2 separate regions of the Homo sapiens genome follow, and region 2 is linked to region 1. A link is a loop called in an ENCODE intact Hi-C map of the cell type or tissue named here. Cell type or tissue: heart left ventricle. All regions are shown on one strand. Links, peaks and the distances in the headings refer to the core of each region. The heading gives the core; the rest is flanking DNA.

Region 1 (16,277 bases), core at 5,470-13,469:
ATTTAAAGTCATAGCCAAAGTTATCCTATTATTCATTTTTTGTGCTATACATTTAATATTTTCGTATATTTCTTTTTTCTATTTTCAGCTAGTATATATTGCATTGTATTTAAAACCACCACAAGAGGCAGGAAATGGGGAGTTGTTACTCAGTGGCTTTAGAATTACAGTTTTGCCAGATGGGAAATTTCTGCAAATCTGTTGCACAGCAGTGTGAATATAGTTAATACTTATGATCTGTACACTTAAAATGATTAAGATGGTAAATTTTATATGTATTTTTGCTATAATTTAAAAACCACCATCACAGGTTTGAAGTATAAATAGTAACTTATTTTGTATAATATTGAGTAGGTTCACATCAATAACAAAAGCCTAATACTAATAAGAGCTAATTGACTTATTTATAATATAGTCAGTGATGGAAAAATTCAAACTCACTGTTACCTCAGATATATACATTTGAAAGTTATGACATTTATCAAAGAAAATGACAAATATTTAAAAATATTTGAATACTTAAATATCATGCTTACTGTTTGCAGAGTTTTAATCACTCTATGAAAGTAAATTATTAGGGTAAAACATCATGCAAAACATATTTCCTGAAAAATATATACTTGTCCTGTGCTATTAAAATATTGATAATCAATAAATTCCAGAGTTCAATCCAAATTCAATCTCTTGACAATTCAGGAAAGTCACAACATGAAAAATTCTATTTCTGAAATATTGAAGCAAGCATTGATAAAACTAGTAAGTGAGAAGAGAGGCTTTGTCATAGCAAAAAATACATATGTACATTTAAAAAATTTCGGGCATAATTATTTTTGTATCTTTTTGCTTGTTTTTGGTTGTGATAGTCCTGGATGTTTTCAAATTTTATGAATCAGTGAGGGAAAAATAGATTTATCGTATAAGAGGGTTTCTAAATTCCCTCACCTGCTTTTTCTCCTTTCTTCTTGACTTGTCTTCATCTTCTCATCTTATTCTTGCTCCTCTTCATTTTCTTAGCTGCTTTTTCTATTTCTTGTTTGTATTCTTATTTCTTCTCCATCTCTTCCTCTTCCTTTTTTTCTTTTTTTCCCTACACAATGGAATTAACAAACAACAAAGCAAAACTGTATTACAAATAAATGCCAGTGTGTTGTATTTTTAAAAAATAATCTGTCCATTACAATGTTTTAGAGATGTGGCAAAAAGTTAGTTGCATAACTAGATACTGGAATAGCTATGTTTTTTTAAAGATCTATAACCCTACTAATATGTTGTAAATAGTTATTCAAGGAATAAAAAAATTTAATGCTAATTTTATATTAGCAGCATAGAAAATATTAGTGGCAGAAACTATTTCACCTCAAAGCTAAAAGGAAATTCTTATATAACATGATAAATAATGCAACCACTATGCAAGAAATCACAATATTATCGTTGTATTTGTCTAAATGTTATTTGAGAATCTTCAGTGCACATATTTAAGAATTAGCTTTAAAGGAACATTTTTTTCCATATGATAAATCATACACATGATAAACTTAGACCAACATTAATCTTATTAGGAAGAATAAATTAGAGAATAAGTACTCACTAATGTTTTGGGTTATATATACCCTTTTCAAATCTGTTGAAATTTTGCATTCTTTGATGAAAAAAATACACTATGTGAGTTTATTTTATGTCAGTTATACCTCAAAACTGTTATAAGTAATTTATTTCAACTGAAATGATACACCTTACTTTTGATCTAAGAATTATGTAGTTTTTGATGCTGAATCTTTACCAAGCACAAATTCATTGACTTGTAGCCAGTCAGTCAGTTCAAGTAAAATCATTAAACACATTCCTGAACTATGCAAAATAATATTTACCATATTGTTATGTGAGTTTAACTTGATTTATAAATATTAAGGTAAATTAACTTAATTTCTTTTCTACGCTAATGAAATAATGTCTTAGCAACAAATCTTGAATATCTGAGTTTGATCTGATATCACAGAAGAAGGTCTTCCAAGCACATATACAAAGAAGAAAAAAAGAAAATATTAATGCGTTGGAAATAAACAAAACTAATCTGCAGCCAAAAAGCTTATAAAATAATTAACAAAAGGTAACAAAATGGAAAAAATGGCTTTTAAATAAACCATACCTGATAAACCAGATAAATCTTACCCATTGGCTACAAATTAGTTACAGAACTCTAAAAAATGGAAAGTGATCAAAACATATAAAAAGACCAAAAATTGCAAATTTCTACAAAAATAAAAATATACTTAACCTCATTATTACAAAAAAGATAAGTATGTTCCTTTTGCCTCCACAATTGATGGATTTTGAAATGACACAGATATTGAGAAAAATGGGTAGAAGATAACCTGTTACACACTTCTATTGGATGTGAGAACACACAACATGTCTACAAAAAAATTTTAAAACACAGCTAATAATTCTATACTAGTATAAGTTGTTCCATAACAAGACATACAATACTGTAGATCAGACAACTAAAGATATACAAATACTGTGGCACAGACAAAGTAGAAATATATATTGTCACATATTAGTCTGGATATATGCAAAAGTCACATGGGTAATAAACTCCAATTTACGTGATCATTAAGTGAACTATATTTGCGGAGTCCTGATTGGGGAAAAGAAGTCAGGCTGGTAGGAGCAAGGGAAAGCAAAAAGAGAAAGCAGATAAGCCACAAATCTGCCTTTCTTCATGGTCCAGGACTCATAGCTGTCCTGCACAAGTAGCTCACTGTCTTCCTGTGCCCAGCTATCACCAGACACCTGCAAGTTAGCTCACTGCAACCTTCTACACAAAGCCTTCTTCAATAGACAGCATGAACACCGTGCTATAAAATCTCTGGCAAGCTTTTGTTTCCTTGCAGTGAGCTTCTGCTGACTTGCCCATTGTCTCCCTGGTAACATATTTTTCTACTTTCTCTAATAAATCTGCCTTTCTTTACCTACAACTCTCTTTGTAAATTCTTTTACCCCTACACCACCAGCCATCATTCTCCCACAACAATATTCTTTTCATTTTATTTCTCTGCCATCATTTCCAAAAGTATTGTCATCTGCATGAACAAACCTGGTTTATCACCATGACTTTGCAACGGGAAGGGGAAGGGGGTAGAAGATGAAGTGCATGTTTTAAGGCCAAGATTTAGTAAAGTCAGTGATCATTTCCACTCATATCCCATTGTTACAAACTGTGGCACATAACCATAGCTGTTGGAAGGTAACACTAGCCAATAAGTCCTCTAGATGGATAATTAAAATAACTTTAATTATTAGCTTTATTCATGGTAGTTTATTCACTTTCTTTTTTTGTTTTTGTTTATATTTTTATTCCGATTGGTTTTTGGGGAACAGGTGGTATTCGATGACATAAATAAGTTGTTTAGTAGTGATTTCTGAGCTTTTGGTGCACCTATTACCCAAACAGTATGCACTGTACCCAATGTGTAGTCTTTTATTCCTCACTCCCCTCCCCACTTTCCCCCAAGTCTCCAAAGTCCATTATATCTCATGCCTCATGCCTTAAGTGTTCCCTTTTCACAATATGCATGTCAACATCTATTTTTTATTATTATGGCCATTCTTGCAGGAGTAAGGTGGTATCACATTGTGGTTTTGATTTGCATTTCCCTGATCATTAGTGATGTTGAGCATTTTTCCTTATGTTTGTTGGCCATTTGTGTATCTTTTGAGAATTGTCTGTTCATGTCCTTTGCTCACTTCTTGATGGGAGTGTTTGTTTTCTTTTGGCGGATTTGTTTGAGTTCTTTGTAGATTCTGGATATTAGTCCTTTGTCAGATGTATAAATGAATTCAACAAAGTTTCAGGATACAAAATTAATGTACAGAAATCAGTAGCTCTGCTATATACCAACAGAGACCAAGCTGAGAATCAAATCAAGAACTCAACCCCTTTTACAATAGCTGCAAAAAAAACCACACACACACACACAAACCCTCTTAGGTTTATACCTAAACAAGGACATGAAAGACCTCTACAAGGAAAACTACAAAACACTTCTGAAAGAAATTATAGATGACACAAACAAATGGAAACACATCCCATGCTCATGGGTGGGTAGAATCAATATGGTGAAAAGGACCATACCGCCAAAAACAATGTACAAATTCAGCACAATTCTCATCAAAATACCACCATCATTCATCACAGAGCTAGAGAAAACAATCCTAAAATTCACAGGAAACCAAGAAAGAGCCCACATAGCCAAAGCAAGACTATGCAAAAAGAACAAATCTGGAACATCACATTACCCAACTTCAAACTCTGCTATAAGGCCATGGTCATCAAAACAGCATGGTACTGATATGAAAATAGGCTCATAGATCAATGGAAAGAATACAGAACCCAGAAATATAACCAAATACTTACAGCCAACTGATCTTAGACAAAGCAAACAAAAACATAACATGGGGAAAGGACACCCTGTTCAACAGATGGTCCTGGGACAATTGGCAAGCCACATGCAGAAGAATGAAACTAGATCCTCATCTCTCATCTTTTTTTTTTTAAGGCTTGTTTTATTTTAATGGCTGATCTATGTAATCACAGAGGGCAGTATGTACAGACAAAGGGGGAGCTTTTATTTCTTGGTCTCTTCCTCTTTGGGCAGTCTTGATGATCTCTTCCTTCTTGGCCTGGAGGCACTCTTCAAGGTGCTTGCGTGCCTCCTAGGTCTTAGACCTGGGGGCCTCAGCCTGGTCAGCCAGGAGCTTCTTGTGGGCCTTGTCTGCCTTCAGCTTGTTGATGTGTTCCATGACAATCCACTTGTTTTTGAATACATTCCCCTTTACCTTCAGGTACAGGCTGTGATACATGTGGCCATCAATCTTCTTCGATTCACGGTATCTTCTGAGCAGCCGGTGCAGTATTTTCCTCATCCATGTGACCTTCTCTGGTATTTGGGCATTGGCTGTACGCTTCTGCTTACCTATGCCCATGTGCCTGCCCTTCCGGCAGGCCAAGGTGTTTTTCCAGCATTGAGCCTGGGAATGGACAATCACAGGCTTGTGGATGATCAGCCCATCTTTGATCAGCTTCTGGATCTGCTGATGAGAGTTGGCATTAGCAATTTCATTGGTCTCAATGGGGTCCAACTAGACCTCCTTCTTGCCACAGTGGAGGACACTAGAGGCGAGCCTCTTCTGAAGCCTGAGCAGTACTCATGGCTGCAGCCGCAGCAGCAGAAGGAAAGAGCTCTGTCATCTTATATAAAAATCAAGTCAAGATGGATCAAAGACTTAAATCTAAGACCTGAAACCATAAAAATTCTAGATGATAACATCAGAAAAACCCTGCTAGATGACTGGCTTATGCAAACACTTCATGACCAAGAACCCAAAAGCAAATGCAACAAAAAGATAAATAGATGGGACTTAACTAAAAAGCTTCTGCACAGCAAAAGAAACAATCAGCAGAGTAAACAGACAACCCACAGAGTGGTAGAAAATCTTCTCAAAGTTTATTCACTTTCAATCAGTTCTAATTGAAAGTTGCCACATCCAAAAAGCTTTTGTGGTCATAGTTCTTAAACTTATCAAACTTCCTCTTATATTTAATGTTGCCTATATTCTCCCAAATCTCCTCTGTCAGAAATTCAATGGTAATTAATTTTATGGCATCTGAAACCTCTTATTTTGATATGCAGATTACCTGGCAATCATGCGGATAAATAAAAATAATGCAGTGCGCTTCAAAAGTTTCTAAGCAAAGCAACTCCTTCTTTTTGTTGTAGTTTTCACTTTTAGAAGTAGATGCATTTTTATACCAAATTCTCGAATTTGATACTCACAGAATGTTTAATTTTGAGGGTTCTTTGCATATTATGGATCCCAGCACTGGTTGGAGACAGAATTTGCAAATCCAGGCAGACTAATTTTATTGCACTTTACTTTATTGCTTTATTTTTATCATATTTTGCAGATATTGCTCTTTTCTTCTTTTTTCTTTCTTTCTTTCTTTTTTTTTTACAAATTGAAGGTTTATGGCAAAACTGCATCCAAAAAGACTGCCATTTTTCCAATAGCATGTGCTCACTTTGGGTCTCTGTGTCACATTTTGGTAATTCTCGCCATATTTCAAACATTTGAATTATTACTATATCTGTTATGGTGATCTGTGATCAGTGATCTTTGACGCTATCATTGTCATTGGTTTGGGGCACCATGAACAGCACCCACATAAGACGGTGAACCTAATCCATACATGGTGTGTGTGCTCTGACTGCTGCACCAGCCAGCTGTTTATCCAGCTGTCTGTATCTCTCTCCTCAGACCTCCCTATTCCCTGAGACCCAACAATATTGAAAATACAATAATCTGTAAGCCTGCTATGGGCTCGTAAGTGTTCAAGTGAAAGGAGGAGTTGCACATCTCTCACTTTAAATCCCAAACTCAGCTACCGAGGAAAGCATGTGGAAAGCTCAGACCAGCACGCTAGGCCTTTTGCACGAAACAGCTAGCCAGTTGTGAATACAAAGGAAAAGTTCTTGAAGGAAATTAAAAGTGCTAAGCCAGTGAACCCACAAATGATAAGAAAGCAAAACAGGCTGGGTGCAGTGGCTCACGCCTGTAATTCCAGCACTTTGGGAAGCCAAGGTGAACAGATCTCTTGAGCCCAGGAGTTTGGCCAGATCAGCCTGGGGGCAACATGGTGAAACCCTGTCTCTACAAAAAATAAAAAAATTAGCTGGGCATGGTGGCACATGCCTGTAGTCCCAGCTACTCGGGAGGCTGAGGTGGGAGGATTGCTTGAGCCTGGGAGGTCAAGACCTCAGTGAGTAAAGATCGTGCCACTGCACTCCAGCCTGGGCAACAGAGGAAGACCCCATCTCAAAAAAAAAAAACAAAAAAAAAAAAGAGGAAGAAAAAACAGCCTTATTGCTCATATGGAGAAAGTTTGAGTGGTCTGGATAGATCAAACCAGCCCCAATATTCCCTTATGCCAAAGCCTAATCCAGAGCAAGGTCATAAGGCTTTTCAATTTCATGAAGGCTGAGAGAGGCTAGAAAGCTGCAGAATAGAAGTTTGAAGCTTAGCAGAGGTTGGCTCATGAAGTTTAAGGGGGAAAGAAGCCATCTCCATAACATAAGAGTGCAGGGTGAAGCAGCGAGTGCCAATGGAGAAGCTGTGGTAAATTATCCAGAAGACCTAGTTCAGATCTTTGATGAAGGCAGCTACACTAAACAACAGATTTTCAATGCAGATGAAACAGTCTTCTACTGGGTAAGATGCCATCCAGATCTTTCATAGATAAAGAACCAAAGTAAATGCCTTGGCTTCAAAGCTTCAAAGGACAGGCTGACTCTTGTTAGGGGCTAATGCAGCCAGTGACTTGAAGTGGAAGTTAGTGCTCATTTACCACTGCAAAAACCCCAGGGCCTTAAAAATTATGCTAAACCCACTCTTCCTGTGCTCTACAAATGGAAAATCAAAGCCTGGATGGCAGCACATCTACTTACAGCATGATATGCTGAACACTTTAAGCCCACTGTGAGACCTGCTCGGGAATAAAGCTTCCTTTCAGAATATTACTGCTTATTGGCAATGCACCTGGTCACCCAAGAGCTCTGATGGAGATGTGCAAGGAGATGAATGTTGTTTACATGTCTGCTTACACAACATCCATTCTGTAGCCCATGGGTCAAGGAGTAATTCTGACTTTGAATTCTTATTAAGAAATACATTTTGTAAGACTATAGCTGCCACAGATAGTGATTCCTCTGATGGGTCTGGGCAGAGTAAATTCAAAACCTAGAAAAGAATCACCATTCTAGGTGTAGTTAGACATCTAGAACATGTGTGATCCATGGGATGAGGTCAAAATATCCACATGCACAGGAGTTTGGAAGAAGTGGATTCCAACCCTCATGGGTGACTTTGAGAGGTTCAGGACTTCAGTGGAGGAAGTAACTGTGGATGTGGTGGAAATAGGAAGAGAACTAGAATTAGAAGTGAGGTGGCCAGGTGCGGTGGCTCAGGCCTGTAATCCCAGCACTTTGAGAGGCCGAGGTGGGTGGATCACGAGATCAGGAGATCGAGACCATCCTGGCTAACACGGTGAAACCCTGTCTCTACTGAAAAAAAATTAGCCAGGTATGGTGGCACACACCTGTAGTCCCAGCTACCCAGGAGGCTGAGGCAGGAGAATCGCTTGAACCTGAGAGGCGGAGGTTGCAGTGAGCCGTAATTGTGCCACTGCACTCCAGCCTGGGCGACAGAGCAAGACACCATCTCAAAAAAAAAAAAAAAAGAAGAAGAAGAAGTGAGGCCTGAAGATGGGACTGAATTGCTGCAGTCTCAGCATCAAACTTGCATAGATGAGTTGCTTCTTATGGATGAGGAAAGAAAGTGACTTCTTCAGAAGGAATCTACTCCTGGTGAAGATGCTATGCACATGGTTGAAATGACAAAAAGGACTCCGAATAGCACAGAAACTTGACAAAGCCACAGCAGGGTTTGAGATGATTTTGAAAGTAGTTCTACTGTGGGTAAAATATCAAACAACACTGCATGCTGCAGAGAAGTCTTTTGTGAAAGGAATAGTTCTTCAATGTGGCAAACTTAATTGATGAATCTTGTTTTCAGAAATTGCTGGTCACTCAGGAACCACCACCCTGATCAATCAGCAGTCATCAGCATCAAGGAAGCAAAGAGATTATGTAGGACTCACTGAAGGCTCAGATCTTCTATAGCATTTTTAAGCAATATTTATTTAGTGTTTTTTTTTTTTTTTTTTTTTTTTTTTTGAGATGGAGTCTCGCTCTGTCACCCAGGCCGTAGTGCAGTGGCTCAATCATAGATCACACCAGCCTCTAACTCCTAGGCTAATGTGATCCTCACACCTCAGCCTCTTGAGTAGCTGGGACTACAGGCGTGTGCCACCATGCTCAGCTAATTTAAGAAACTTTTCTTTGGTAGAGATTTGGTCTCACAATGTTGCCCAAGCTGTCTTGAACTCCTAGGCTCAAGTGATCCTCCCACTTCAACCCTCAAAGTGACATTTACAGGCATGAGTCATGGCACCTGGCTAGCAATAAGGTATTTTAAAATTAAGGAATGTACATTGTTTTAGAGGCAATGCTATTGCACACTTAATAGACTATAATATATGTAAACTCCACTTTTGTATGCACTGGAAAACCAAAAAGCTTGTGTAACTGGCTTTATTTCCCTATTTGCTTTTATTGTGGTAGTCTGGAACAGAACCTGAAATGTCGCCCAGGAATGTCTGTCTTTTCTACTGGTTTGTATTTTATCATTTAATCCTCTTAAGATAGTCTTTCACAGAACCTAGGTTTTAAGTTTTGATGAACTCTGATTTATCCAAATTTTTATGGGTCATGCTTTTGGTATCAAGCCTAAAATATTTATCCAGCTCTAGGTCCCCCATTTTTCTTTTAGAATTTCTCCCTTAAAGTTTTATAGTTTCATGTTTTACATTTAAGTGTGTGACCCATTTGCAGTTAGTTTGTATGAGTGAGGCGAAAGAGTATTTCATTTAACAGTTCATCAACATTTACCTTATTTTAAAAACTCCATAAATTCATAGTATTGTGTTGTATGGATGTACTAGGATTTATTTAAGTAGGTCCCTCTTAATGCCTATTATTTCTTCTTTCTTTCTTTTTTTGTTATTATGGTAAGTAATGCTGAAATCGACATTCTTTCTTTTTTTTTTAAGAGATGGGATCTCACTGTGTTGCTGAGGCTGGTCTCCAACTCCTGGCCTCAAGCGATCCTCCTGCCTCGGCCTCCCAAGGCACTGGGATTACAGGCGCAGCCACTGAGCCCACCTGAAATCGATGCTCTTATACAAATATTTGCACAACTGCGGCCCACACCCATTTGTTGTCCTTTGGCTTGGTCGCACTGCAGAAGATAAATTTGGTGTGAATGCCGTGGTTAGCTTCTCAGCCATGTCCTTGATGGCTTCTGGGCTTTGTTTTAAGGTTTAGAAAGAACTGCACTCGGAAATGGTGGCGTTAAAAGGGACTCATCCACTTTCTCTCGCAGTCCTTTCTTGGTTTCAGGTTTCAGGTCCATGCCTGCCAGGAACCCGTTGGGCAAGTCCTGGCCAGGCGCCCCCGGCCTCCTCGCCTGGAGCAAGGCCCTGTCCTCTCCGGAGCTGCGACCCCGCAGGCGCGGCCCCGGAGCTGCAGGAGGAGTCGGTCGCCTTCTCGCAGCTGCTCTCGTGGGACCGGAGGTCCCAGACTATGAACAAATGGTCCAAGTGCCCCCTCTGCTGCCGGGGTCGCACTGTGCCTGGCTGTGGCGTTGGGGAGCTCCAAAGCTGGGGCTCTGGGGTGGTGTCGGGGCCCCTCCGCCCACCCGGGCCGGGACGGCGATCCCAGGTGGACCCGGACGGTGTCGGGCGTGCGGGTGGCAGCTGCGATGGCCCTCGCCAGCCTGCGATCTCGAGCCGTCCCGTAGGTGTTTGCGCCGTTCATCGCGCGCTTGCTAGTGGCCTTTTTAAGTACTTTCCCGGGAGCTTGGCCGAGGCTCCATCCCAGGGCGCGGGCGGACCTCCAAGTCACCTCCACGCGGTAATCTCATCACTGCGATGGGGGGCAGTTTCTCACTCTCCCTCACGAAGTTTAGGACCACATGAAAGTCCTGAACATGCTTCCAGTAGGACCTGTTAAAAGGTGAAGCCTTGGCCTGGCGAGTGGCTCACGCCTGTAATCCTAACACTTTGGGAGGCTGAGACGGGTGGATCACGAGGTCAGGATATGGAGACAATCCTGGCCAACATGATGAAACCCCCTCTGTACTTAAAAATTCAAAAAATTAGCTGGGCGAGGTGGCACACACCTGTAGTCCTACCTACTCGGGAGGTTGAGGCAATGGAATCGCTTGAACCCAGGAGGCGGAGGTTGCAGTGAGCCGAGATGGCGCCACTGCACTGCAGCCTGGAGACAGAGCAAGACTCCGTCTCAAAAAAAAAAAAAAAAAGTGACGCCTTTAAGGACAGAGATGGAATGGGCATCTCAGGCAACGTGGTCCTAGTGACAAGGTATTTGGGGGATGAGACAGATACAGGGCCGCCCTCCTGTACCTCCACGGGTCTTTTCACGTGACTCTGGCTGGGAAGAGGGCAGGGCAGGCGTGGGGCTGGGTATGGGTCCGGGCAGCCAGCGACCACAGGGAGGGCACTGCAACCAGGCACAGGCTGGGAAACCGCGCAGAATCCGGCAAATCAATCAATCCTCCGAGCATCTTTACTACTGAGGCCAGCCCGGGACCACACGCTGGCCTCTTGCCCGTTTGCTTCTGCTTTTTTGTTTTCTTTTCTTTGCTTTCCCTTTCCTTCCTTCCCCTTTCCTTGACAGGGTCTAGCTGTGTCGCTGAGGCTGGGGCTCAGTGGCCCTCTCGGCTCACTGCAGCCTCGGCCTCCCAGGCTCCTGCGCTCCTCTCGCCTCACCCGAGCAGCTGGGACCACAGGCGTAGCCACCACGCCGGCCTCGGCATCTGTGTCCTGCGCAGTCCCCTGCGGGAGTGGGGTCAGAGACTGCGGCCAGGCCTCTTGGTTCCAGGTAGCACAGCAGGGCCCTGCCGGGCGCGCCCCCTGGGGCAATCTCCCATGCTCTCGGGCAAAGAGCAGCAGCCATGGGCCTGGCCATGCTCTGAGGACGGAGAGGGGAGCCCAAGCCCAGCCGCCGTCATTCGCAGTGTCCCGTGGGAATTGTTCCAAGTTCACCTTCCGAAGACAAGGAACGGTCTCTGCACATGTACGTGAGGGGGCCAGGAAGAGGCCGGGCCACCTGTGGGGCAGCTGCATGCCTTCCTCGGTCTGCGGGTCCCTCCCCGCGGATCCCTCCAGGGTGCCTCGGGCCTGGCGGTCGGGCACCTTCTGGCAGCCACTTTCTTTTCCTGGCTGTGTCCGCAGGCTGGCCTCCAACTCTGGTCTCAAGCTGTCCTCCTGCCTCAGCTTCCCAAAGCACGTGGATTCCAGGCATGAGCCACAGTGCCAGAGCTGGAGCCTGTATTTTAATTTATGAATTAGTCTGAGACTCTGGGAGAGTTTCTTCATCCTGTATCTCCCAGTGTCCTAAACGACCCATGACTGAGTCCTGTTTATCCCTTCTCCAGTATGAATTCCAAAAGGCTTCTCTCCATTTCCACAACCGCCAAACCACTGGGCCCTGAGGGGGTGCACTATGGGCAGGGACGGGCAGCCAGAGACCAGCTCGCACCTCTGTGGCATCATCCCAGGGGGTCCCACAAGCTTCCCCTGTTGCTGCCAAGTGGCAGAAAATCCAGAAGGCCTCCCAAGCACAGCCCTGGTTGGGGCTGTGGTCCTCTCCTGTCGGGCGAGGACAAATGAGGTCATGGAGAGGTCAAGATGTCACACATGGGATTAAGGTCACAGAAGGGTGAAGTCAGTCTCCTGGTTGGGAATCAGGGGCTCCCTGGGGGGAGTCTGTTTGCCTTGAAGAGACAGTGTCCAGTCCAACAGGGGTCACTCACTGCGCCTCCTTTGGCTCCTTTTGAGCCAGTGTCCCTGTGACACAAAGAACAAGAAAGAGCCAGTCACGGCAGGGGAAAGACAGGATTCAGGAGTGCAGAGGCCAGGTCCCAAGTCCACAGCAGCCTCGAGTTCCTACACAGGAGGGGCAGGCCTGAGGAAATCTGGGGACATTGGAGCTCTGGAAGTGTGGGGAGGAAGCACTGGAGGCATGAGGACAAATGGGGACCCTGAGGACTTGGCGTGTTACACTGGAAGTCAAGGGAGGCAACAGTGGGGTTCAGGATTTAGTGCAGGAACAGAAGCAGTGCTCACGGGGAGGCCAGGGAGTCTCCAGGACCAATGGGGTGGATGCTCCTGGGGTACCCTAGGGAAGGACCTGGCTCAACTGGGCCCTCCTCCCCCCAAACTCCAGAGCATCTGCTCCCTCACCCACAGCTGAGTTTTAACCCCATCCTCCCACTCCCCACCCCTCCCCCCACCCTCCAGGACCAGGCCCTGTACTCACCTCTCCCTTTCTGTTCAGGGGAGCCCTGAGGGCCAGGAAGACCCTGATCCCCATTCTCTCCCTGCTCCTCCAGGGGGCCCAATCAGTCCAGTGAGACCTGAGCGGCCCCTAGAGAAGGGAGCAGGTGGTCGGGGAACACAGGAGGAGTCACATGGATGGGGGAGAAAGGCCAAGACACAGAGAATGCCCTGGGCACAGGGTCTGTGGGTGGCCCTCACTGAGCAGGGACCCCGGGGCCTGGCGGCTGGGGGCCTGGAGCAGAGCAGGCCCCTCAGAGTCCCACAGGCTTCAGGGCTGAGGGTGATGGGAGACACACCTGGCCATGTGTTTGTCACTCACCTCTTCCTCGGCTCCAGCATCGCTCCCAAAGCCAGGAAGCCCTGGGGGTCCCTTTGGGGAGACAGGAAGTCCCTCTCTCCAGAGAGAGGCGGTAACTCGGTTCTCCCATCGCCTCCCACTTCCTGCAGGGTCTTAGCTGGCTGCCTCAGGGCGCCCACCCTCACCCCTCACCAGCCCCATCCCAGTCACTCACCACAGGACTGGAAGGCCCAGCTTGGCCTGTGGCTCCAGGTCGGCCTTGCTGACCCTGCAGATTTGAGGGGACCCCAGGGATGAGGAGGAGCACCCCACATTGCACTCCTCTCCGGGCTTTTCACCCTCCTCCCCAAGCCCAGCCCTCGCCTGCAGTGACTCACACTGAACCCCAGAGCCCCTCAGACCATCAGCACCAGCTGGGCCTGTGGGACCCAAGGCACCCACAGCACCTGGAGGCCCTGAAATGCACACAAGGAACGTGTCCTGAAAGGCAGCAGAGGGGATGTGAATTGGAGCAGGGGTTCAAAGTGGAAGGGGTGAGGCAGGGAGGAGGGCCCGAAGCCTGGGAGCCCCAGAGCAGCAATAACTATAGGAAACCCCATCCCCAGGAGGGGTCAACATGGGATACATGGATGGGGGTGGGTAGACATCTGGAGACGAGGCACCTGAGGGGCAGGAAGGCAGAGGGGAGGCTCCAGCACCCAGGGGCAGCCTCTCTTTCACCTGGGCTTTACTCCTCATTGGCTCTGGGGACCAGGCATGCCAGTGAGACCCTGCAAATGGGACGGGAAGGGAGAGAACATGAGGCCTAGGCAGCCAGGCGCCAGTCTTCCCCTTTCTGTGCTACACACACACACACACACACACACACACTGCACACATGCACATACTATAGACACATTGCACACACATGGCACACACACACAGATGCAGAGGTCCTGTTGTGAAAATGCAGAGGCGTCTGTGCATTTGGGGAAGAGCCAGTCGCCCACACCCCACCTGGTGGCCCAGGTTAACCTCTGGCCCAGCAGAAAAGCTGGCCCGTCCCTCCACCAGTGTCCATTGATTGGTCAGTAAACATGACCACCGCTGTTGAGAACATGTTCACCAAACCTCAGGAACAACATACCCAGGAGGTCACAGACTCATAAACCCGTGTGCTCATGCCCCCCCGCCCCATGCACACATCAGGGACAGCACAGATAGCAGGCATCTCCCTGCCCGCCCCACCAGCCATTGCCCAATCTCTACCACATGGCCCAGGGACTGCCTCCCAGGGTCCCAGAGCCCACCTCACTCACCCACTTGACTAGTGGCCCAGGGGGTCTGTTCTCCCCAGTGGGACCAGGGAATGCCTAGGAAGAGAAGAACTGGGATGGGTGTGTGTTTGGCCTCCAGCCAAGGGACCTCTCAGGCGTGGGTATAGAAGAGGGCTAAGGGGCTGAAGGCTGGGGCTCAGTGGGGGTGGTGGGGTCACTGGTCATTCACAGATTGTCCTGGTTCGCCATCCTTGCCACAGTCACCCTTAGCACTGTCCTGGCCCTGCAGGGGTGAAGCAAGGCCAGAGGAGGCCCCAACCTGGCTGGCATCACCCCTAAAACTGCCAATCCTCCCATCCCCCTGCCTGTCCTGCCATATCTCCAGCTTCCCAGTACCCAAGCCCATTAGCCACATGGAGGCTCCTCATAGAAGCCCCACCCTCTTTTCCCCTTCCCCCTCCCTAAGACACCCAAGTCACCTTCTCCAGGGGGGTCAGGGTCTCCAGGAAAATCAAGACCCTGATCCAAAGAGAGAACAAGGATCAAGGTCACAGCCCCTTAAGCCCGCTCAACACAGACTACCACAGGCACATGCCACCCTCTCCCTCTGTACAGACAGTGCCTGCCACCTTGCCGGATCTGTCCCACAGACCCTGGCTGATGGATGAAATGAGTACTCAGACACAGGTATGCAGTGTAAGGCAGCTAGGTGACTGCCCAGCCCCAGTGGCCAGAGAGCAGCTGTGAGAAGCTGGAGCTGCTTGCTTTTATTCAGTGCAGGCACAATGGTGAAAACCTGGAGCCGACACAACCTGTAGGTAATTAACATTTATTGTTCCCCTTTCAGGGAACGTCAGGCGCACGGATGATCAAAGGTCAGTTCCTGGTTGATGTAAGTGAACAATCTTGTTTAAGAAAAATTCCCCCACACTCCCTTGTAGCTACTCCTTGCCCTCTACCTCAGGGTTATAGAACAGCTGCCTTCAGCTATTCTCCTCCTGGGGCTCTGTAGAAACTTCCGACCTTTCAGAAGGTTTGTGTCCTTTCCCTATAGTTTTTCCCACCACTCTGACCAATCCCCCACACCGCCTCCCTAGGAAGAGGGTCTCTTTTATCGGAGTGTGATGAGATTTCCTGAGGGGTTATTAGACCCTGTTTCGTGAAGGAATAGGTGGTGGAGAATTGTTAGGGCTATAATGATGAAAGGTAAGATGAAATGGAAGGTGAAGAATCGTGTAAGAGTGGCTTTGTCAACTGAAAATCACCTCAGATTCACTGGGCAAGGTCAGTCCCGACATATGGAGTAGCTGATATTAGGTTTGTGGTTACTGTGGCGCCTCAGAGTGATATTTGGCCTCATGGAAGCACATAGCCTATAAACGCTGTTGCTGTGGTTGTAAGCAAGAGAATAATGCCAGTGTTTCAGGTTTCCAAATATGTGAATGAGCCATAATATAAGCCTCGGCCGACATGTAGGAAGAGGCAGATGAAGAATGTTGAAGTACCGTTAGCGTGAAAAAAGCGGGTAATTCAGCTGTAGTTCACATCTCGGTTAATATAGGCGACTGAAGAGAAAGAAATTGAGGTATCTGGTGTGTAATGTATGGCCAGATATAACCCTGTGATGATCTGAAGGATTAAGCAGGTGCCAAGAAGTCAGCCCAAGTTTCATCATATAGAGATA
Region 2 (16,277 bases), core at 2,691-10,690, 1.1 Mb before region 1:
CTTTACCCCTTACTTTCTCCTCCCTTATTATTGGCAGCCTAGCACTTACGGGTATGCCCTTCCTCACAGGCTTTTACTCTAAAGATCTCATCATCGAAACCACAAACACGTCATATACCAATGTCTGAGCCCTCTCTATTACTTTCATTGCCACTTCCCTAACAAGTGTCTACAGTATGCAAATTATTTCCTTTGCCCTAATAGGACAACCCCACTTCCCAACCCTAATCAACATTAATGAAAATATTCCTTCCCTAATAAATCCAATTAAACACCTTATAGTTGACAGCATCTTCGCTGGGTTTCTCCTTACCAATAGCATTGCCCCTGCTTCATCCCCACAAACAACAATAGCACCTCATCTAAAACTTGCAGCCCTAGGTGTAAACATCCTAGGGCTTTTACTGGCTATAGAACTGAGTTCTAGAATTAATAATCTTAAAATAAAACACCCATTACAAATATTCAACTTTTCTAACATATTAGGATTTTACTCAATCACAATTCACTGTATAACCCCTCACTCAAGCCTATCTATAAGCCAAAACCTGGCATCACTTCTATTATCTAATTTGACTAGAAAAGTCCATACCAAAAACAATTTCACAAACCCAAATCACAGCCTCTGTTACTATAACTACTCAAAAAGGCCTAATTAAATCTTATTTCCTCTTCTTTTGTTCCATCCTTTTTGACTTTACTCTTAAGTATTTAATCTGTTGCCCTGAGTAACTTCAATTATAATATCAACACCAGCCAACAATTCAACCAGCAACCACCACCAATCAACACCCACAATTACAGAAAGCACCCGCACCCACAGAATCCTCATGAACCAACCCTGGCCCGTCACTCTCAAAAATTACGCAACTTCCCATACTATTAAAGTTAACTAGAACCACCAGCCCATCATACTCAGCTATTCATCAAGTTAACACCAACTCTACTGCTAAACCCAATAATAACGTTCCTAAAACCTCAATGCTTGATCCTCACTCCTCTGGATATTCCTCAATAGCCATCGCCGCAGTATAGCCAAAAACAACCATGATCCCCTACAAATAAATCAAAAAGACTATTAATCCCATAAAAGCCCCACCATAATTTAGTACAATAACGCAACCCATAGCACCACTAATAATTAACCCTAAGACCCCATAAATTGGAGGTTTAGAAGAAAAACCTACAAATCCCATAACCAAAAGAACACTTAATAGGAACAAAGCATATGTCATTATTCCCACACGGATTATAACCATGACTAATGATAAGAAAAACCATTGTTGTATTTCAACTATAAGAACACTAATGACCATAATACATAAAACAAATCCACTAATAAAAATCATTAATTATTCACTCATCGACCTCCCCACTCCATCTCATATCTCTATATGATGAAACTTGGGCTGACTTCTTGGCACCTGCTTAATCCTTCAGATCATCACAGGGTTATATCTGGCCATACATTACACACCAGATACCTCAATTTCTTTCTCTTCAGTCGCCTATATTAACCGAGATGTGAACTATAGCTGAATTACCCGCTTTTTTCACGCTAACGGTACTTCAACATTCTTCATCTGCCTCTTCCTACATGTCGGCCGAGGCTTATATTATGGCTCATTCACATATTTGGAAACCTGAAACACTGGCATTATTCTCTTGCTTACAACCACAGCAACAGCGTTTATAGGCTATGTGCTTCCATGAGGCCAAATACCATTCTGAGGCACTACAGTAACCACAAACCTAATATCAGCTACTCCATATGTCGGGACTGACCTTGCCCAGTGAATCTGAGGTGATTTTCAGTTGACAAAGCCACTCTTACACGATTCTTCACCTTCCATTTCATCTTACCTTTCATCATTATAGCCCTAACAATTCTCCACCTTCTATTCCTTCACGAAACAGGGTCTAATAACCCCTCAGGAATCTCATCACACTCCGATAAAAGAGACCCTCTTCCTAGGGAGGCGGTGTGGGGGATTGGTCAGAGTGGTGGGAAAAACTATAGGGAAAGGACACAAACCTTCTGAAAGGTCGGAAGTTTCTACAGAGCCCCAGGAGGAGAATAGCTGAAGGCAGCTGTTCTATAACCCTGAGGTAGAGGGCAAGGAGTAGCTACAAGGGAGTGTGGGGGAATTTTTCTTAAACAAGATTGTTCACTTACATCAACCAGGAACTGACCTTTGATCATCCGTGCGCCTGACGTTCCCTGAAAGGGGAACAATAAATGTTAATTATCTACAGGTTGTGTTGGCTCCAGGTTTTCACCATTGTGCCTGCACTGAATAAAAGCAAGCAGCTCCAGCTTCTCACAGCTGCTCTCTGGCCACTGGGGCCGGGCAGTCACCTAGCTGCTCTTACACTGCATACCTGTGTCTGAGTACTCATTTCATCCATCAGCCAGGGTCTGTGGGACAGATCCGGCAAGGTGGCAGGCACTGTCTGTACAGAGGGAGAGGGTGGCATGTGCCTGTGGTAGTCTGTGTTGAGCGGGCTTAAGGGGCTGCGACCTTGATCCTTGTTCTCTCTTTGGATCAGGGTCTTGATTTTCCTGGAGACCCTGACCCCCCTGGAGAAGGTGACTTGGGTGTCTTAGGGAGGGGGAAGGGGAAAAGAGGGTGGGGCTTCTATGAGGAGCCTCCATGTGGCTAATGGGCTTGGGTACTGGGAAGCTGGAGATATGGCAGGACAGGCAGGGGGATGGGAAGATTGGTGATTTTAGGGGTGATGCCAGCCAGGTTGGGGCCTCCTCTGGCCTTGCTTCACCCCTGCAGGGCCAGGACAGTGCTAAGGGTGACTGTGGCAAGGATGGCAAACCAGGACAATCTATGAATGACCAGTGACCCCACCACCCCCACTGAGCCCCAGCCTTCAGCCCCTTAGCCCTCTTCTATACCCACTCCTGAGAGGTCCCTTGGCTGGAGGCCAAACACACACCCATCCCAGTTCTTCTCTTCCTAGGCATTCCCTGGTCCTGCTGGGGAGAATAGAACCCCTGGGCCACTAGTCAAGTGGGTGAGTGAGGTGGGCTCTGGGTCCTTGGGAGGCAGTCCCTAGGCCATGTGGTAGAGATTGGGCAATGGCTGGTGGGGCGGGCAGGGAGATGCCTGGTATCTGTGCTGTCCCTGATGTGTGCATGGCAACGGGAGGCATGAGCACATGGGTTTGAGTCTGTGACGTCCTGGGTATGTTGTTCCTGAGGTTTGGTGAACATGTTCTCAACAGCAGTGGTCATGTTTACTGACCAATCAATGGACACTGGTGGAGGGACTGGCCAGCTTTTCTGCTGGGCCACAGGTTAACCTGGGCCTCCAGGTGGGGTGTGGGTGACTCGCTCTTCCTGAGATGCACATACACCTGTGCGTTTTCGCAACAGGACCTCTGCATCTGTGTGTGTGTGCCATGTGTGTGCAGTGTGTGCAATGTGTCTATAGTATGTGCATGTGTGCAGTGTGTGTGCGTGTGTGTAGCACAGGAAGGGGAAGAGTGGCGCCTGGCTGCCCAGGCCTCATGTTCTCTCCCTCCGTCCCATTTGCAGGGTCTCACTGGCATGCCTGGTCCCCAGGGCCGATGAGGAGTAAAGCCCAGGTGAAAGAGAGGCTGCCCCTGGGTGCTGGAGCCTCCCCTCTGCCTTTCTGCCCCTCAGGTGCCTCTGTCTCCAGATGTCTACCCACCACCCCCATCCACGTATCCCATGTTGACCCCTTCTGGGGACAGGGGTTTCCTATAGTTATTACTGCCCTGGGGCTCCCAGGCTTCGGGCCCTCCTCCCTGCCTCACGCCTTCCACTTTGAACTCCTGCTCCAATTCACATCCCCTCCACTGCCTTTCCGGACACATTCCTTGTGTGCATTTCTGGGCCTCCAGGTGCTGTGGGTGCCTTGAGTCCCACAGGCCCAGCTGGTGCTGATGGTCTGAGGGGCTCTGGGGCCCAGTGTGAGTCACTGCAGGCAAGGGCTGGGCTTGAGGAGGAAGGTGAAAAGCCCGGGGAGGAGTGCAATGTGGGGTGCTCCTCCCCGTCCCTGGGGTCCCCTCAAATCTGCAGGGTCAGCAAGGCCAACCTGGAGCCACAGGCCAGGCTGGGCCTTCCAGTCCTGTGGTGAGTGACTGGGATGGGGCTGGTGAGGGGTGAGGGTGGGCGCCCTGGGGCAGCCAGCTAAGGCCCTGCAGGAAGTGGGAGGCGATGGGAGAACCGAGTTTCCTCCTCTCTCTGGAGAGAGGGACTTCTGTCTCCCCAAAGGGACCCCCAGGGCTTCCTGGCTTCGGGAGCAATGCTGGAGCTGAGGAAGAGAAGGTGAGTGACAGACACATGGCCAGGTGTGTCTCCCATCACCCTCAGCCCTGAAGCCTGTGGGACTCTGAGGGGCCTGCTCTGCTCCAGGCCCCCAGCCACCAGGCCCCGGGGTCCCTGCTCAGTGAGGGCCCCCCACAGACCCTGTGCCCAGGGCATTCTCTGTGTCTTGGCCTTTCTCCCCCATCCACGTGACTCCTCCTGTGTTCCCCGACCACCTGCTCCCTTCTCTAGGGGCCACTCAGGTCTCACTGGACTGATTGGGTCCCCTGGGGGAGCAGGGAGAGAATGGGGATCAGGGTCTTCCTGGCCCTCAGGGCTCCCCTGAACAGAAAGGGAGAGGTGAGTACAGGGCCTGGTCCTGGAGGGTGGGGTGAGGGGTGGGGAGTGGGAGGATGGGGTTAAAACTCAGCTGTGGGTGAGGGAGCTACTTTTTAAAATTGTATATAGAGATGGGGTCTCACTACGTTGCCCAGGATGGTCTCTAACTCCAGGGCTCGAGCAATTCTCCCACCTTGGCTTCCCAAAGTGCTGGGATTACAGCATGAGCCACTGCGCTGGGATGACTTCTATTTTCTAAAAGCAACTCTACTGGGAGATTTATGCTGAGGAAAGTATGTGGTTATCAGACTCAGTGCCCATGGTGGATGACTTCTTTATTTATTTTTTTCTTTGTAGAGAAGGGATCTCACTTTGTCACCCAGGCTGGAGTGCAGTGGCATGACCACAGCTCACTGTAGCCTCGACTTCCCGGGCTCAAGTGATCCCCCCAACTCAGCTCCCCCAAGTAGCTGAGAATACAGGCATGGGCTACCACAACTGTCTAATTTTTTATTTATTTATTTATTTTTTTTTTGGAGACAGGGTTTTGCTCTGTCACGCAGGCTGGAGTGTAGAGACATGATCTTGGCTCACTGCAACTTCTGTCTCCCAGATTCAAGCATCTCTCGCCTCAGCCTTGGGAGTAGCTGGGGACTACAGGTATGTGTGGGTGAGTCTGGGTGTGGGTGGGTGAGTGCAGGTGTGTCTAGGTGTAGGTGGGTGAGTATCGGTGTGTGTCTGTGTGTAGGTGGGTGAGTATGGGTGTGTGCGGGTGTGTGTGTAGGTGGGTGAGTATGGGTGTGCAGGTGTGTGTGTGTGTATGTGTTTACATTGTGGTATGTGTCTGTTGGGTGCCGCCGTTAGGGATTTGGAAGAGTGAGGACCATAAACCTGTAAACATTTCTACATGCCTGCTCCACAACAAGTGTACCAAGCATGGTCAAAAGTAACTAAACCAAGTAAACAAATTAGACATTAATTAAACTTAATGCTGGGCAGGAAAGAAGTATTCAAGGCCAGGTAAAATGAAGAAATATAACCAAATAAATGAAATTTTAAAATTAGTAGAATGAGACAGAAATATTTTTAAAAGTTTTTAATTTCTGGTGAATATCAGTATATAAAACTAAGAATTATATGGCTGTCAATTGACTAAAAACAGTACTTAAGATTTCAGCTAGTGAAATAGCCATATATGATCTTGTAATTCCATTTTTCTGTCTCAAGAATGACTTGTTTAAATAATTTTTTTTGAATTGTTACATTGTCATCTTGAAAGAGCTTCACAAAACTTACATGAGAATCTGGATTGTCATAAGAGGTCTGAGTTTTTAATGGTATGTTCGTATTTCTGTTATGTACATTGATGTCAAACATTCATTTCCTGAGCTGTTCTCCAGAACACAATTTGACTTATAATGAACACTCAATAAATGGTTGGTTGGATAATCAAATCAACACCTTAGTTTCATCAATTTTCATTTCATATAAAAGTGACTGATCTTCTATACTCATCAATGAAACAGAGAGAGATGAGGGAGGGATAGCAGTGGAGACTAAGAGGATGACAAGCAGACCTCATTCTGCAGTGGATATCCTACACTCTCCACTTCTCAATGCTTGGAAACACTTGCCATACTAAAAAAATTGGTATTTCCTAGGCAGAAAATGGGAGTTAAAGAAAGTCCATATTTCTATACTACAATAACTTACACTATAATACATGGACGACATACATTTCTAAGCTATTCACTTCATAGAAAATGCAGATACATTTAGGTGAGCAAGATGCAGGAGAAGGGTTAATAATCAGGCTGAGTGTGATTGTGAGATTCAGTCTAATATCTTGATACAATTCTTGTGTAATTGTATCAGTTGACATATCTGTTCAAATGCAAGGCGGGAGAGTTTTGCAGGAGCTCCTGAAACTTCCTGCATGATGTTAGGAGACAGGTTGGTCCATGTGATTAGGCCAGATGTGTTTGCTTAATTGTGGCTTAGGAAAGTTAAGTTTCTGACCTCTCACAGAAACTGGGAGATAGGGACGCTAAATTTTATAACATTTCTGTTTAATATATATTTAATAATACATAATAAAGTCTTTAAAATGTCAATTTTGTCTTTTTTCTAGTTTGCAATATTTTGTTTTCACCGCCCCATTGTTTTTAGTACATATGTTTTGTGTATTTAAAAAAATGTGTGGAGGCGCCCTGGCTCGCCCCGCGCCAGAGGCTCGCGCACTCAGCAGGTTGGGCTGCGGCGGCGGCGGCTGGGGAAGCCGAAGCGCCGCGCGTGAGAGATCCCAGATACGTCTGCGGTTCCGGCTCCGCCACCCTCCGCCTTTCTCCCGCAGGTCTTGGAGCCGGGTGAGGAAGAAGGGAACGGCCCTAGCCTTGGGAAGCCAAAGCACACCCCTGGCTCCTGCCGACACCGCCCTCCTTCCCTTCCCAGCCGCGGGCCTCGCTCGGTGCTCGGCTACTCTGCCGGGAGGCGGCGGCGGCTGCCAGTCTGTGGAGAGTCCTGCTGCCCTCCAGCCGGGCTCCTCCACCGGCCCTTGCAGGGGCGCAGAGAGCTCGGCGCCCGCCCTTCCGCTCGCCTTTTTCGTCAGCCGGCTGGAGCAGCATCGGTCCGGGAGGTCTCTGGGCTGAGGCGGCGACAGCTCCTCTAGTTCCACCATGTCCGCGGGCGGAGACTTCGGGAATCCGCTGAGGAAATTCAAGCTGGTGTTCCTGGGGGAGCAAAGCGTTGCAAAGACATCTTTGATCACCAGATTCAGGTATGACAGTTTTGACAACACCTATCAGGCAATAATTGGCATTGACTTTTTATCAAAAACTATGTACTTGGAGGATGGAACAATCGGGCTTCGGCTGTGGGATACGGCGGGTCAGGAACGTCTCCGTAGCCTCATTCCCAGGTACATCCGTGATTCTGCTGCAGCTGTAGTAGTTTACGATATCACAAATGTTAACTCATTCCAGCAAACTACAAAGTGGATTGATGATGTCAGAACAGAAGGAGGAAGTGATGTTATCATCACGCTAGTAGGAAATAAAACAGATCTTGCTGACAAGAGGCAAGTGTCAATTGAGGAGGGAGAGAGGAAAGCCAAAGGGCTGAATGTTACGTTTATTGAAACTAGGGCAAAAGCTGGATACAATGTAAAGCAGCTCTTTCGACGTGTAGCAGCAGCTTTGCCGGGAATGGAAAGCACACAGGACGGAAGCAGAGAAGACATGAGTGACATAAAACTGGAAAAGCCTCAGGAGCAAACAGTCAGCGAAGGGGGTTGTTCCTGCTACTCTCCCATGTCATCTTCAACCCTTCCTCAGAAGCCCCCTTACTCTTTCATTGACTGCAGTGTGAATATTGGCTTGAACCTTTTCCCTTCATTAATAACGTTTTGCAATTCATCATTGCTGCCTGTCTCGTGGAGATGATCTATTAGCTTGACAAGCACAAAAAAAGTCAGCGTCTTCATTATTTATATTTTACAAAAAGCCAAACTATTTCAGCGTATTCCAGTGATAACTTTAAAAATTAGATACATTTTCTTAACATTTTTTTTCTTTTTTAATGTTATGATAATGTACTTCAAAATGATGGAAATCTCAACAGTATGAGTATGGCTTGGTTAACGAGCAGTATGTTCACAGCCTGCTTTATCTCTCCTTGCTCTTCTCACCTCTCCCTTACCCCGTTCCCTATTTCCGTGTTCTTACCTAGCCTCCCCCCACTTCCTCAAAACAAACAAGAGATGGCAAAGCAGCAGTCCGACCAAGCCCACTGGAATTATCCTTTAATTTTACAGATACCACTTGCTGTAGGCTGTGGACCAAGATGTCCAGAATTATTCTTGAGCACTGATATAAATTACTTAGATCCTCTTTGAGGTCAGAATTCAGCGATCACGGTAGGCAGTGCTTGAATGAGAAAAGCCTCCTGGTGCATCTTCAAAATGAGTCCTAAAGAACATACTGAGTACTTATAAGTAGCAGAACATAAAATGTATTTCTGACTAAAACAAATGGTCCTTTCACATGTGCTTTATTAGACTCTGGGAGAGAAAATTAACCAAGTGCTTCAGAACAGGTTTTTAGTATTTAATTCTTCATGGTAAGATAATGACGTTCTAATGAACTATTTCTCCCAAGGTTTTAAAATTGTCAAGAGTTATTCTGTTTGTTTAAAAAATAAGAAACCTCTTTAAGCAATAGATTTTGCTTGGGTTTTCTTTTTTTAAAAAATAATACTATGCAGGCAAGACACCATAAAAGTTTAATTCCTTACAGAAGAACCAGTGGAAGAATTTAAATTTGGCACTACGATCAAAACTACTGAATTAGCAGAAATAACGATATCTAAAGCTTACCAACAAAAGAACCCTCAGCAGAAGAGCAAAAACTTTGCTCAGGACATTTGAGGTCAAATTGAAGATGGAAACCGGAAACCATTTTCTTGTAAGCCCCTAGAGGCAGATCAGGTAAAGCATACATAGTAGAGGGAAAGGAGAGAATGGAAATAAAACTGAATATTATGCAGATTTATGCCTTATTTTTTAGCATTTTTTTAAGGTTGGGTCTTTCAGGCTGGTTTTCGTTTGTATGAGATCTGTATAGTTTAATTAACTAATGATTTAGTTTTATATTTAAGCTACGATTAATCTTTTTTCTTTGGTGATATTTCTTTGCTTTTTTTTTAACAACTTTCAATTTTTAGATGTTTCGTTGAATCTATTTAGAGCTTCACCATGGCAATATGTATTTCCCTTGAAACACTGCAAACAAATATACTAGGAGTGTGCCCTTTTAATCTTCACTAGTTATTGTGAGATTGCTGTGTAAGCTAATAAACACATTTGTAAATACATTGTTTGCAGGAAGAAAACTTCGAGTTATAGGTCAGGAAAAGCCTGCTGAATTTATGTTGTAAACGTTACTTAACACAGTATAAAGATGAAAAGACAACAAAAATATCTTCATACTTCCTCATCCCCTCATTGCAACAAAACCTTAAACTGGGAGAACCTTAGTCCCCTCTCTTTCCTCTTCCTCCTCCACTTCCCACTTATTGTCACCTTGTAATATTCAGAGAGCACTTGGATTATGGATCTGAATAGAGAAATGCTTACAGATAATCATTAGCCCACATACCAGTAACTTACACTTAAAGATGGGATGGAGTTATAAAGTGCTTTTATAATACAATATAATTGCTAAAGGCAAGGGTTGACTCTGTTTTATTTTGACATGGCATGTCCTGAAATAAATATTGATTCACTGTGGCAGATGGGTCATACTCTTTATTTGGAAGAAGTTGTGACTTCTGACATGGGGGTGATTGCCTTCCTACACTGTTGCATTTGATTCTTTTTATGTATTTTTTAAAAAGTAAGCAGTTATACTGCTTTTAATATTGATTGGTCTTTTTATTTGGCTTGGAGTTCTTCAAAGCAGTGAAGTGTGTTCATAGTCCAGATTTTTTTTTAGTAAACACAATTTTGCTGCCAAAAATATATAAATAAAACACAAAACAAAAATTAAAAAATGTTGAAAATATTAGACCATCTCCCTTTTTACCACCTTCCCTTTTTACCTTTTACTGCCATTTACATCCACACATCCACACACACAATGCTATGCTATGTTTAATAGCATTTCCCTGATTACCAATATTAGGCATTATATATTGTCTATTCATGTTTTCATATTTTGTATAATGTCTATATCCTTTGTTCATTAAATTGTGTTATTTGTATTATTCTTTATAATTCTTTAACACATTGCTGTTTATATGTTGGTTATATTTTACATTTTCTTCTAGTTTATGGGAAGTCTTTTTCTTTTCCTAAGACAATCTATTGATAAATATAAGCTATGAATATTAAAGTTATAATTAAAGTTATCAAATGTTTGAGATAAATTTATTCATTAGCTCTTTATGAGTTTTTGGTTTTTTTCAGGTTAAATGAAATAACTTCTTTTTTTGTTTTTTGATGTGAAGAATTTGGTGGAGAAATTAAAATTTCAGATGCAGAAAAAGAAGCAAGAAAATTGCTGGAATGACAGGCATGAGTAGGTAACAGGTGTTATGGTTAATACTGAGTGTCACCTTGATTGGACTGAAGGATGCAAAGTATTGTTCCTGGGTGTGTCTGTGAGGGTGTCACCAAAGGAGATTAACAGTTGAGTCAGTGAACTGGGAGATGCAGACCCACCCTCAGTCTGGGTGGTCACCCTCTAATCAGCTGCCAGCGCATCTAGGATAAAAGCAGGCAAGGAATATGGAAGGGCTCGACTGGCTCCATCTTTCTCCCGTGCTGGTTGCTTCCTGCCCTCAAACGTCAAACTCCAAGTTCTTTCAGCTTTTGGACTCTTGGACCTACACCAGGGGTTTGCCAGGGGCTCTCAGGCCTTCAGCCACAGACTGAAGGCTGCACGGGTGGCTTCCCTACTTTTGGGATTTGGGGACTCAGACTGGCTTTCTTCCTCCTCAGCTTGCAGACAGCCTATCGTGCAACTTCACCTTGTGATTGTGCGAGTCAACACTCTTTAATAACCCATTTTATATATACATTTATCCTATTAGTCCTGTCCCTCTAGAGAATCCTAATACAACAAGACACAGCACCCAGTCACAGTAAGAGGGGTGGACATTATTTAGAAGCAAAGACAGTTCACCCATATGAAAAGGAGAGATAACAGAATGTAGGTATAGATATATGAAGATGAGCAGATGTAGAGACTGGAGATTTTGAAATTCTTGTCAAATGACCACTTTTTTTTACAAGTGAAATAGAAAATAAAGTTATCAGCAAAGAGTGAAGATGGGAAGGAGAGAAAATAAATATGAACTGTTACTCTGGGAAAGGATGAGAATGAATGGAGCAGGGAATATTTTTTTCTGGGAAGCATAAAGACATGAGCTTTGTGATCATGAATTTCAGTTGAAACAAATCAACCTGATTCCCTCTTATTCTATTTTAAATTTCAGTTTTATTTATTTAAAAATCTGAACATAATATCCATAATTATAGTATTATACAGAAGAGTTTCACTGCCCTAAAATTCCTCTGTACTCCATCTGCTCATCCCTCTGTCCCCCATAACTCCTGGCAACCACTGATTTTTTTTTAACTGTCTCCATAGTTTTGCCTTTCCCAGAATGTCATGTAGCTGGAGTCATACAGTATGTAGCATTTCCTGATTGGCTTCACTCAGAAACATGTATTTGAGATTCCTTTATGTCTTTTTATGGCTTGATAGGTCATTTCTTTTTAATGCTGAATAATATTTAATTATTTGGATGTATTACAGTTTATCCATTTACCTAATGAAGGACATCTTGTTGGCTTCCAAGTTTGGCAATTATGAATTAAGCTGCTATAAACATTATTGTGCAGGTTTTTGTGTGGACAAGTTTTCAGTTTCTTTAGGTAAATACTAAGAAGCATTAATGCTAGATTATATGATAAGAGTTTGCTTAGTTTTGTAAAAAGCTGACCAACTGTCTTCGTAAGTGGTGTAACATTTGCATTCCTACCAGCATCATCAGCATTTGATGCTGTCTGCCTTTCATATTCATCAGGCTTAACCTTCATAATTTTGCTGCACTTACTTTTAAAATGAAAGTCTTCAATTCATCCCATGCTTTGTTTCTTAAACAATCTTGAATGAGTTCTTTAAAGTCTAAAAATCTCCAGAAAATAAAAGTGTTAACTATATATTGAGAGCTGAAGTTTGCAGAGCAAAGGAGTGACACTAAATTGGTGACGATGTAAAACCTCAGCTGAAAAATTCTAATAGCTACAGAAGAGGTATGATATTTTCATATATAGTTCCTTCTCATTTACATGTGTAAACTTAAGAGAGTCAGGAGTATTGTATTGTTAGGAAAATCAGAGCACTTCAAAAAATTGTTGTTTATAATGTTTAGAAATTTAGACCTAACACTTTCATGATATAGACTAGAGTAGACTTAGCTAAACAGAACCATTTATCAGTCTGTTGTACATATTGTTTTTGACACATTTATTATAAACTACAAAAGAATAAAATAATGTAAAACTACTTTGAGAGGGTATCTAATAAAAATAAGATAATTATGGGATTTCTATTATCCACACTCAATTAAGACTAATATTTTTAATTTAAAAAAGTTTTTTAAAGAAGAATTCCTAAATGGTAATTGATAGTACATTACCTTGGTTTTTCTGATAAAAATCCTCGAAGAATAAAAATAATTTCTTCCTGTCTCTATATTACAATTAGCATAATTGAAATAATATGCTTCAATTGTTAGTAAAGTAACATTTATGTTTTGGGATCAGTGAAGCTAAGCCAACACTAAGAATTTTATTACTATTCCTCCACTACATTTCAGAGAGTTATTTCTTCACCCTTAAACATACCCCAATAATGAGTCTGCTAGGTCCATTTAGATTATCAACCCAACCCTAAAAGAAAGAAGATTTCCATTGGTTACACATTTCAGAAGATTGTTGTATCTTTGGAACATCTGCAGTCTCATCTTAATGAATTTCAAACAAGAGCACTGAGACTCCAGCTAATAGAACTATCTAATTCAGTCTTATTAAGATCCCAAAGATCAATGGCAAAGCATTGGCTATTTTCTGCACTTTGTGCAAGAATTAAAATTTGGCCAGGATTGTTGTTCATAGCAGGAGTCATGAATGGTTTTGTGGTGTTTTATGACATCTTAAAGGCTACATTGAACCTTGTTCTTATATCATGATCTGCTAAGCAATTCACCAACCATACTTCTCCACTTCAGTCCTGATTTTAGCCTCCTTAGGAGAACACTGGAGACATGATTGGTAGTAATGGCCCATTTCTTGACATTTTTGACCAGCTATAGAGTCCATGCCAGATACACATATATATATATGTGTGTGTGTGTGTGTATATATATGTAGTGTGTGTGTGTGTGTGTCTGTGTGTGTGTTGACTTGCTTAAAGATGTTACAGGGAAGATTATGTTTAAGAACAGTTAGAGGGAAATGTCTTTTTGAGTTTGTTTCCTAAACCCTAAGCCATTCAGCTGACCTTATTATTTCTCTTTACCTTATAGTGTAAAAGTCAAAATGTCTGTGTATAATGGGAAAGGAGAGAGGCGGGAGGAGAAGATGAAGGGATTAATATCCATGAGCCTTGTAGTAAGGACCTGCCTTTTGCTAGAGACTGAGCACTCCTCATACATTGTCTCATTAAACCAGCTCTCCAAAATAGTATCCCTCCTGTTTTATGGAAGGGACAACTCAAAAATTTTGCATTGCCAGTAAGTGGTGGAGTTGGAATTTATCTGCCCCCAAAGCTTCACAGACTTGCTTTAAAGAAGATGGTTTAATTCTATCTCACACCAGTTAGAATGGCGATCATTAAAAAGTCAGGAAACAACAGGTGCTGGAGAGGATGTGGAGAAATAGGAACGTTTTACACTGTTGGTAGGTGTGTAAACTAGTTCAATCACTGTAGAAGACAGTGTGGCGATTCCTCAAGGATCTAGAACTAGAAATACCATTTGATCCAGTGATCCCATTAGTGGGTATATACCCAAAGGATTATAAATCATGCTACTATAAAGACACATGCACACGTATGTTTATTGCGGCACTATTCACAATAGCAACGACCTGGAACCAACTCAAATCTCTATCGATAGACTGGATTAAGAAAATGTGGCACATATACACCATGGAGAACTATGCAGCCTTAAAAAAGGATGAGTTCATATCCTTTGTAGTGACATGGATGAAACTGGAAACCATCATTCTGAGCAACCTACTGCAAGGACAGAAAACCAAACACCGCATGTTCTCACTTATAGTTGGGAATTGAACAATGAGAACACTTGGACACAAGGCGGGGAACATCACACACCAGGGCCTGTCATGGGGTGGGGGGATGGGGGAGGGATAGCATTAGGAGAAATACCTAATGTAAATGACGAGTTAATGGGTGCAGCAAACCAACACGGCACATGTATACATATGTAACAAACCTGCGCGTTGTGCACATGTACCCTAGAACTTAAAGTATAATAAAAAAAAGAAGATAGTATAATTCAAAGTACTTTCAAAAGGACATAGCGCTATACTGAGGTTAGAAAAAACAGTGTTCCCAAGCTGAGATCCTTCTGTGCACTTTGTAACCCTTGTTTACCCTGGCAGTTGCAATACTACCAATTTGACCATTAAGAACATTCGGTATGTTTAAACTATAGTGGGAAAGCCAAGATATGAAACCATCACCCATGGGAATTTTGAGGCTAGAGTAATTAGAAGCTAATTTAAGATCTCCATTCAACTCTAGGACAGTCAGGGTAACTGCCAGAGAAGCTGCATGCTGGGTAAATCCTGATCCCAAAGTGGAATTTTGCCCTAGTACAATGGGTTCATACTTGATTGGCTGCACTTAGCTATACATCCTGAGGAGGAGGAAGAGGAGGAGGAGGAGAAGGGGAAGGGGAAGAGGAAGAAGACGAAGAGGAAGAAAGAAGAAGAAGGAAGAGAAGGAGGAGGAGGGGGAGAAACGACATCAGAAAGTAATTGGGCTAGAAGAACTTTAATTTGGAAGCAAAACACAGAATCCAGGTGAGTGGGCTTACTGGGAAAGGGTCGTGCCACGTCGCTCCCACAGTGGAGGGCCTTATGATGGCGATGGTTAGGTTTCTGCTCTCCTGCTGCACCACCATTTCTCCCAAGGCCTTGCTGTAGGTGCAAGAATTGGGCGGATCTCTGATCAGCTTGGGTGTGATCTCATCAATAACAGCGTCATCTAACCACCTAAAAGGTAGTCAGAGTAAAAAGAATTCTAGCAGCATATGTTAGACAATAGACCAAAAGGAAAATGTGACACACAAATAGTCAAACAAAACTTCCACCTTTTAGCCTTGGTTCTGGAATTCAGAACAGTCACACGATACCAGGTTTGAGTGCATACCTGTTCAAAGCATGCATGAGCTCTTTGCTCTCCACTGCTAAGCCCAATCTCATCAGCCAAATCCTATGCCCTCCCATCTAGAGAGATAGGTAGGTAGACAGACCAATAGAATCAATAGCAATACCACTTTGTTATTACTACTAGTATAGGGCTATTAGTACTACTTGATTAGTATGACTTTAGCACTACTATTTATCAATTACTTTATCAATATTATTACTTTATCTGTAGTAGTGCTAATTTGAGGTAATTACATACAACCTCTTTACTTCCTCTCCAAGAAGCTCATAAGTAAATTCATTGCACGCATTTTTGATTCCCAATCATTCTCCCAGTAGTGTGCTGGAAGCTGTGTTCAGGGAGTTTGAGGCTCTCATCCAAGGTGTTTCAGTGGCAGCCCTGTTCAGTGTTGTCCCATAGAAACCAGTGCAGTGATCCTGAAGAGTTTAGCTTTACATTTTAAAAATTTCATTCAATGCAAATCAAACCAAAGTGACTACTTTTGGCAGACTGACAATCTGTTTTACCAAATCTATGTAATGCATTTTGAAGGTCTGTTTGGAATCTGTGCTAATAACTTGCTAATTATTTCCAGAGATTTCCAATGAATTCTGAAGTCTGTCAAGTGTGGTGATTATAGTACTCTGAAATTGCTTCAAAATCATGAATATTGAATTATCCTATCTCTAATA

Evidence for each region. A loop is a pair of places that touch in the nucleus more often than their neighbours do. Peaks named below come from ENCODE experiments on the same cell type or tissue, not always from the same donor. Only the 100,000 strongest peaks of a DNase experiment are listed, where the experiment ranks them.
Region 2: a loop joins it to region 1, with 24 times the contacts of the local background. A loop is called at or near these places in 3 of 110 quality-filtered maps.

The regions. Positions count from the first base shown.
Region 1 is chr2:130,282,757-130,299,033 of GRCh38, reverse strand. It overlaps the pseudogene MTCYBP8 and the pseudogene RPL19P4. Among named protein-coding and RNA genes, the nearest start is that of TRE-TTC1-1, 46 kb to the left of the region's middle. In heart left ventricle, for the core only: no CTCF peak of the experiment used is centred there; DNase peaks (open chromatin) are centred at 10,176 and 11,663.
Region 2 is chr2:131,354,743-131,371,019 of GRCh38, reverse strand. RAB6D (RAB6D, member RAS oncogene family) reads left to right here and starts at 6,852. Exons shown (of 1, transcript NM_001077637.3): 1 at 6,852-10,528. The coding sequence starts at 7,300. The coding sequence ends at 8,064. It also overlaps the pseudogene LOC100420006, the pseudogene MTCYBP10, the pseudogene MTND6P10 and the pseudogene MTND5P23. In heart left ventricle, for the core only: no CTCF peak of the experiment used is centred there; no DNase peak of the experiment used is centred there; H3K4me3 peaks cover 320 bases; H3K27me3 peaks cover 4,960 bases.